Linked DNA regions of Homo sapiens: region 1 is linked to region 2. Evidence: read pairs that join two places in POLR2A ChIA-PET (ENCODE). Cell type or tissue: PC-9. All regions are shown on one strand. Region 1 overlaps ABLIM2 (actin binding LIM protein family member 2). Region 2 overlaps ABLIM2 (actin binding LIM protein family member 2).

What was found. ChIA-PET counts read pairs that join two places held together with the same protein. Peaks named below come from ENCODE experiments on the same cell type or tissue, not always from the same donor. Only the 100,000 strongest peaks of a DNase experiment are listed, where the experiment ranks them.
Region 1: POLR2A ChIA-PET joins it to region 2 with 5 read pairs; 2 of 35 experiments call an interaction of 5 or more read pairs at or near these places.

Annotation. Positions count from the first base shown.
Region 1 is chr4:8,085,465-8,089,464 of GRCh38, reverse strand. ABLIM2 (actin binding LIM protein family member 2) reads left to right here. Exons shown (of 21, transcript NM_001130083.2): 4 at 1,181-1,296. Among named protein-coding and RNA genes, the nearest start is that of ABLIM2, 71 kb to the left of the region's middle. RefSeq lists an enhancer at 3,304-4,000. In PC-9, no CTCF peak of the experiment used is centred here; no DNase peak of the experiment used is centred here.
Region 2 is chr4:8,018,106-8,022,105 of GRCh38, reverse strand. ABLIM2 (actin binding LIM protein family member 2) reads left to right here. Exons shown (of 21, transcript NM_001130083.2): 13 at 1,803-1,904; 14 at 2,435-2,488. Among named protein-coding and RNA genes, the nearest start is that of MIR95, 15 kb to the right of the region's middle. In PC-9, no CTCF peak of the experiment used is centred here; a DNase peak (open chromatin) is centred at 1,995.

The DNA.
Region 1 (4,000 bases), 67 kb before region 2:
CTGCGCCTGGCCACACAGGGGATTTAAGGGGCACCCGTGGTCTGACACTTCCACGGGCTTCTGCCTGAAAAGCACCTGGTTCTCTGGCCAGGCTCAGATGGGGAAGGAAAGTGGCCCGGTGGCTGCTGGGAGCTTGATGGCAGCAGGTGTCGAGGGCAGACATGGCAGCATTCTCAGGCTGTGCTTCTGGCCCTGTCTGCAGGTGGCCTGGCCTTAGCTTGCTAGATGCAGCTACTTGAGCCATCCCTCAGTTTCCAAAGACATCCCCGGACTGCAGGAGGATGGGCCAGCTCTCTGCGGTCCCTCACCTGGCCTCACTCCAGGCACTTGCTGCGGAGGCGGACTTTAAGGTGGTGCCAAAAAACTCAGTAGTCAAGTAAATGATATTTTAATGCGATACTTTAAAAAATTGAAATAAATGCAAAAAATCCATTTAGAGCAAAATGGCAGAATTTTAAATAAAGACAGGATCCGATTGTCCAGCATCTTCCTGTCTACGAGGTGTGCTTTTATAGACACTGCCCTCTTAGAGGCCCAGGTAGTTAAATCGTGGAACTTTGAAGCCAGACAGGTCTTGGTTTGATTCTGGTTCTGACTCGTATCCATGTGTCCTTGGAAAAGTTACATATCCTCTCTGAACTCCAGTTTCTCACCTATAGAGAAAACATGAAGCAAATACCAACTAGGTTGAATGGCGTGGGGTTACTCATGAGGCATGCCTATAGGGCACCTATCACAGTAGTGGGCCCTGGGCACACAGGAGATGCCCAGTGTACATAGCTGCTGTCCTTGCTGCTGAGCTGATATGAAGAAAGCATCCCATGTGACTGGGAAGGCAGGGTGGGCTGGAGGGGCCGGTGGCCCAGGCAGCCTGGCATGTTGCCATGTGCCAAGCACTGGGCTGGCCCTCAGCTGGTCCTCACCACCACCTTAGGTGCTATGATTCTGCCTGTTGGTACAGATGAGGAAACTGAGGCTCAGGTGTCGATGACTACCTGAGGTCCTATTGCGGGGACGCAGCAGTGCCTGGGTGGAGAGGCCCTGCATTTCCTCAGCCTGTGAGTGGTACCTTTGCAAGATCCTGGGGAGACATTGGCCCTGGTCTCCTGCACTGGGACAGGGCTCCCCCAGAGAGGAGCCAGAAGGTGGGCCTGGCTGGTAACGAGCTCTCTTGTTTCAGGCTGCCCTTCCCCCCCGGGGACCGAGTGACCTTCAACGGGAAGGAATGCATGTGCCAGAAGTGTTCCCTGCCCGTATCGGTGGGCAGCAGCGCGCACCTGTCCCAGGGCCTCCGAAGTAAGTGGGCGCTGAGTGGGGGCATGTTGAGTGGGGGCATGCTGAGTGGGGGGTGCTAAATGGGTGGGTATGCTGAGTTGGGGGGCGCTGAGTGGGGCGTACTGAGTGGGAGGTGCTGGGGGGCGCTGAGTGGGGGCGGTGCTGAGTATAGGGCATGCTAAGTGGGGGCTTGCTGGTTGTGGGGGGGGTGCTGAGTTGGGGGCTTGGTCTCTGCAGTGCCCAGGGACAGAGCCTGAGAAACGGGGACCCAGAGCAGCAGCAGCTGCAGTGAACGCTGTGAATAAATGTGAGGAGGCAGCCAGGGATGGAAGTTTCTGGGGCTCTCGTGCCGCCAAGTCTTTGCACTGGCTGTTTCCTCCACCCCATGTGCCACTCCTGCTTTCCCATCTAATGCCCACTGCTGCTTTCCCATCTAATGCCCACTGCTGCTTTCCCATCTAATGTCCACTGCTGCTTTCCCATCTAATGCCCACTGCTGCTTTCCCATCTAATGTCCACTGCTGCTTTTGCCCAGCTCTAGCATACCTCCTCCAGGAAGCCTTCCAGGTCTCCTTCAGGTCCTCTCCCTCTGGCATTCACTCCCCTCAGCTCCCCTCTGTTAATTCCAGGCCACCCGGGACCCCTTTGGGGGAACCTGTAGAGGAACACTGAGCTCCGGGCTCCCGCAGTCAGGGGCCCTTGGGTTCACTGCTCCACCTCCCAGGAGTTAGGCCAGGTGTGTATGCAGTGGGGGCTCAAGATGCTTCCTGAATTAGGAAGCAGGAGGTTGTTAGTGTGGAAAAAAAACAAATGCCAGCCGAAGTGTCAGGGGTTTGCAGGTGTGGGGCCAAGTATCAGCAAGGAGTGGGCAGCCAGGTGGCCTTTCCCAGCTGGGGTGGCTCTGCCGGATCATGAGATGGCACACAGGCTCTGGGAGGGAAGCCCAGCAAACCAGGCCCCGCCGCTGCCAGGCACCTGGTGCAGAAGCCCACTCTGAGCACCGTGGTCACTGGGGTGTCCCCAGACAGAGGAGGGGTTTCTCCTGATTTCTGGGGTCAACATCTTGCCCGCAATTAATTTCCTCTCCTGTGTCAAATGCCTCCTTTCTCCCCCACCTTGTCTGCTGCGTTGAGAGTCTCTACAGAGGCGATTCCACTTCCAGCCTCCCCGAGGTGCAGCACTGGCCCTGGGAGCTGGTTATAATTTGACTCTGTGAGCCAAAGCAAAGCCTTCATCCCTTGGGATGAAGTTCACAGCCCCACCGGGTCGGGAGGGCGCTGCTTCCGGGCTTGCTAGGAGAGTCCTCCATTCAAAAATTTCTCTCCAGCTGGGGCCTGGATTGACTGCTTTTTTTTTTTAATGTAAACGTGGTTTTATTTAATGCCTTTTATCTATCTTTGAGAATTTGGCTTCACAAACAGTAGTACTGTTATAATTAAATTCAGATAGTAATCAAAAGCTCTATGGCAAATTTTAAAAGGGGGAGATCAGTTTTGAACAGTTTGTCCACAGCTTCCTGGCAGCCAAATTAAAAAGGGAAACATGGGCTGGGTGTGGTGGCTCATGCCTGTAATCCCAGCACTTTGGGAGGCCGGGGCGGGTGGATCACCTGAGGCCAGGAGTCCGAGACCAGCCTGGACATGGTGAGGCCCTGTCTCTAATAAAAGTACAAAAATTAGCCTGGTGTGGTAGTGCCCACCTGTAGTCCCAGCTACTCAGGATGCCGAGGCAGGAGAATCGCTTGAACTTGGGAGGCAGAGATTGCAGTGAGCTGGGATTGCACCACTGCACTCCAGCCTGAGTGACAGAGTGAGAATGTCAAAAAAAAAAAAAAAAAAAAGTGGGAGGGGATGGAAATATGACCAACCACAGAATCACTGTCTGAGATTTTTTTTTTTTTTTTTTGAGGTTTTCAAAAATACCCTTGGCAGAAAGGCTGTGCCCTCTCCAAATGTAAATTTATTTTGAAATATCAAATTTGCATTTTCAAAGAACAAATGTTCCCCGGACCCCTAGATAACTAATAATGTAACCTGCCCCTTCCCCCAGCCTGTGGTGAGAATCCTGAGCTTAGAACCATTTCTGTGCCTAGAAAGCATTGAGCAGCAGTCCTGGTTCCTGCGTGGATGTCTGCAGTCTTCCCAGTCCAGCCTCCTTTAGTTTTCTCAGCAGCTGTGCCTGGAGGAGCTCTTCTGCAGGTGCAGGAGTGCCCTGTACCTGGCAGGGGTGGGTGTGCTGGGTGCTCTGTCCATCAGGGGGCGGAAGTGCCGAGGGGTGGGCCAAGGCCTTTCAACTCCAAAGCAAGTGAGCTCACCCCACTAGGACTAGAGGCTGTCCAAGGTGGCCTTGGTTCTGAAACTGGAGACGCAGGCTGAATTCCAGCAGGTGGGTCTGGAAGGGGGAGGATGCTACAGATGAGTACAAAGACTAAACACCTGTGAAATGTGCTGGGTGCACCCCCCAGACCCGCGTGAGTGGACGGGGCTGCAGCGTGGGCACCCCCAGACCCACGTGAGTGGACGGGGCTGCAGCGTGGGCACCCCCAGACCTGCGTGAGTGGACAGGGCTGCAGCGTGGGCACCCCCCAGACCCGCGTGAGTGGACGGGGCTGCAGCGTGGGCACCCCCAGAGCCATGTGAGTGGACGGGGCTGCAGCGTGGGCACCCCCAGAGCCGTGTGAGTGGACGGGACTGCAGCGTGGGCACCCCCAGACCCGTGTGAGTGG
Region 2 (4,000 bases):
GCCAGTGGGGATGGGTCCAGCACAGCCGTAGTCGGTAGGAGGGATCCGCGGTGTCCTTTCCGGGCACGTGAGTCCAGTCTCCCTGCTGTGAGGCCCCTGCTGCCACCAGGAGGTGCAGGAGTCCACCGTGGAGCATCCTGACGAGCGTGACCTGACCAGCAAGGGTGCCACGGCCAGCAAGGGCACCTGTAGAGCCAACTGAGGCTCTAGAAGGTTCCATGCTGTTCTGGAGGGAGGTTGCTAAGGGAAGGGCAGTTATCTGACGCTCCATCAGCATTGACAGGCAAAATCAGCACCCATGCCCAAGCACGAGAAAATGCTCAAAGTTAGAGCCTGCAGTCCTTTCTACGGCATCAGCCTGGCTGGGGCCACCCTGCTCCTAGGTGACCTCCCGCTGCATGCAGCCCACCACCAGGCAAGAGCCCCCTCTGGGCCAGTGTCTGTCGAGCCCTCCTCACGAGTCCACTGTGGGGTCCCTGGCCAGTCCACCTTCAGGCCCAGCACATCACTCACCCACCGCAGAAGTTCTATTTCTGTTTCATTTCGATGTCACCGCAGGGTCCTGCTGCTCTGAAAGGCTGTGCAGCTTGAGGGAACGTTCTCAGGTGAAGAGCGCCTTACCCCTTGCAGCCCATTGCCTAGTGCTGAGGGGGCTTCCTGGGGCTGGCAGGTGGGAGGAACGGGGCCTTGGGAGTGTCTTCTGCAGGGAGCGTACACCTTCTCTCATCACAAGCATTCAATACCCTGCATCTGTCTGTCACCTCATTCCCCAAACAGGTGTGGGGGGAGGGGCGTCACCCAGGTCACCTCGGCCCTCTGGATGCGTGACTTGATAATCCAACCTTGTTCGCAAAACAGAATTATAGTTCCAGGTGAGCTCAGCAATTGAAGCAGGGTCAGAGGATGCTTTCCATTTAATTTGCCAAAAAGCAGTTGTATTTAAGAATGTGGCCAGGGTGCGGTGGCTCATGCCTGTAATCCCAGCACCTTGGGAGGTAGAGGTGGGCAGATTGCTTGAGCCCAGGAGTTCAAGACCAGCCAGGGCAACGTGGCAAAACCCCATCTTTACAAAATTAAAAAAATTAGCCAGGCGTGGTAGTGCACACCTGTGGTCCCAGCAACTTGGGAGGCCGAGGTGGGAGGATGGCTTGAGCCCAGAAGGTGGAGTCTGCACCCTGCAGAGCCGTGATTGTGCCACTGCATTCCAGCCTGGGTGACAGAGTGAGACACTGTCCCAAAAAAAAAAAAAAAAAAAAAAAGAATGTGGTAATGGATGGATACTACTCTTTTCTTATCTTCTGCAGCTGGCAAAATTTTACTCAATGGCTTTTAAAGGACAATTTTGATCATTTTAGTGCTTTAATCCTATTCTGAGCAGCTAATTTTTAGATTCTCAAGGAAAACAGCATGTTTATATACAAGGATAATTAGGAAGAGGGGCCTTTGTTTTGGCGAATTTGCAGTTGGTTGGATTCAAACACCAGCCAGGATGCAGAGGCGCAGATGGAGTGAGCCCCCTAAGGTGTTCTTAGTTCACCGCCCAGCCCTCTGCCCTCAGCAATGTCGCTCCTCTGCCTTGGGACTCTGGACAGACTTCAACTCAGGGTTGGATTAGCAAGTCCTTGGACACAGTCTGGGAACGTGGATGAGGCCCACACTCCTTCCCCTGGGCAGGGGATCTGGGCTGCTCCACCAGACAGGAGAGATGGGGCTCGCTGCAAATAAGCTTTTCATGCTTGAAATATTCTACTTTGCTTTCCCGTTTCCCCTTCTATCTGCTGCCTTTGCCCTTCCGTCTGGAGGCAGTGAAAGTGGCCGGAGCACCCCCAGCCTCTCCGTGCTCTCTGACAGCAAGCCGCCCCCCTCCACCTACCAGCAGGCACCTCGCCACTTCCACGTCCCAGGTAGGCTCCGGGACACGCTGGCTGGGCTCCTTACACTGAAACTGTCCACACCGAAACTGGCCACACCCAAACTGTCAGCTTGCCTTGACTCAGCAGGCGCCAGACGACACTCCAGGCTCCTCCACTGCTCCCCAGGCACTGAGATTTCTTTAAAACCATCAGACGGGTTTTCACAACCCCAAACCGATGTGTGTTTGAGTTTCTTCCAAATTCCCACAAACGGCAGGGAGATACACCTGTCCTCCTGGGAATGGGGTGAAGGAAAAGGGCTGTCTGAGCTGGCTACACTTCCCGGGGGACCACAAGGTTCCTGGCTGCTGCCCCATCTCCTGCAGATGAGGGTGGCATCTGGAGTCAGGGAGGCTTGATCTGGGGCCTGGGTGTCTGTCGCTCGCTGGGTGCCAGTTCCTGCCTGATGATTCTAAATCTGGGTGAGTGCTTGTTGCTTACAAAAAGCTGTAGAACAGAAACCATCACAACTTGCTGCTTACCCTCCTGTTCTCTCCTTTTTTTTCTTTCTTCTTCCCCAGACACTGGCGTAAAAGATAACATCTATAGGAAACCCCCTATCTACAGACAGCATGGTACGGTTGGATTCCTCCCGCTGCTGTGGTTTGCCCCGCATGCCTGTCAATACCCATCTGCTTCTGAATGCATCCTTTTGTTGTGTTCTGATAAATGCAGTGAAGGCACCACCAAGGCCCTTAGCAGTCTGACTATTAAATGCAAATTCACTAGCAGCCTCCCGAGAGTCCTGTTCTGATAAATTACGATGAAGGGTATGTCTGAGTAAGGAACTTCTGTGCGTTACGACGCCGAGGCTAATGCACATCAGCCAGGGCTTGGGATGGGGGTTTATAGCCAAGAGCCTGGTGGTGGCGCCTTCAATTATGCAGCCAGAGAGACTTTAGCCAAGATGGTGAGGGACAGAGGCTCCTAGAACCACAATCTGATCCAGGCCCGATCTTTGGAATATAGAACAAACTTGAATCGGTCGTTTATTCCTCAGGGAGACTTTAGTCTTGAGTTTTGAGAATTTCTGATGATGGGATGGGTGACCTTGCCTTCCGTTACGGAGATTTCTTGCATAAGCAAATAGGAGCTGACGCCCAGCTCTGCTCCACGTGAACCTGCCTGGGAGGTGCGCAGGGAGCAGCTTGCGTGGGCCATGGAGCAGGAATCGGGGCCACATGGTCTCCCCTCTCTTTCCTCCTGGGATTTCTGGGTGATTGACAGCAGGTTGCTTCACCATCCTGAGCCTCGGTTTACTCATCTGCAAAACAGGACCGATCCCCTCCACCCCGCCCTTTCCACAGGCTGACCGTGGGAACTTCATGGGATATCGAATAGGGAAGTGCATTCTAAACTGTAAAGTGCTGTGCACATGATGGGAATTGTATCAAGTCACTAGCGATGGGAAAAGGCATTTCCATATTAAACGTTCTTGTCCAGATGTACCTAAAGCAAATAGCCACATCCCACATTGACAACTGGATGGACACTTTTAGATGGAATCTCATAAAAAGTGTGTTTCCTGTGACTTGCTGACAAATCAGTGATCAGGTTATACAAACTTTTAAAATACTTTCTCCATCATGGCAATAGGTCCTGTACTTTGTGCATTTTTTTCCTCTTTCCAAGAAGGAAAAAAGTGAATGAAATGTCTTGAGTTTCCAGAAATGATGGCTTCTACCATTGCCTTTCCACCAGAGAAGCGTAGAGCATGAACCTCCAAGAGGGATCAGAGCGGGATGGGCTAGATAGACTCTAGGGCCCTTAGAAATTGTCCAGACCAGTTCCCTTGGGTTACAAGTGGGGAAACTGAGGCCTGGCCAAAAGAAGGAGCAGCCACAGTAAGTGACTGGCTTTCCATCATGGCACCCAGCCTGAACAGCCTGCCTGGAGTGCTGTGTATTCTGTGCTGGTGGGGCTACAAGATTGGGATTGACTACCTTGGCCTTTTATTAACCCCCCATTTTGTCTCAGATTGGTGCCTTAAAATGTGTGATTAACATGTGCAGGACAGGAGGGGGTCTGCCCCTTAGAAAGGGGAAGAGAGCAAACCAGGTTATGAAATTGTTCATTGTCATCCAACA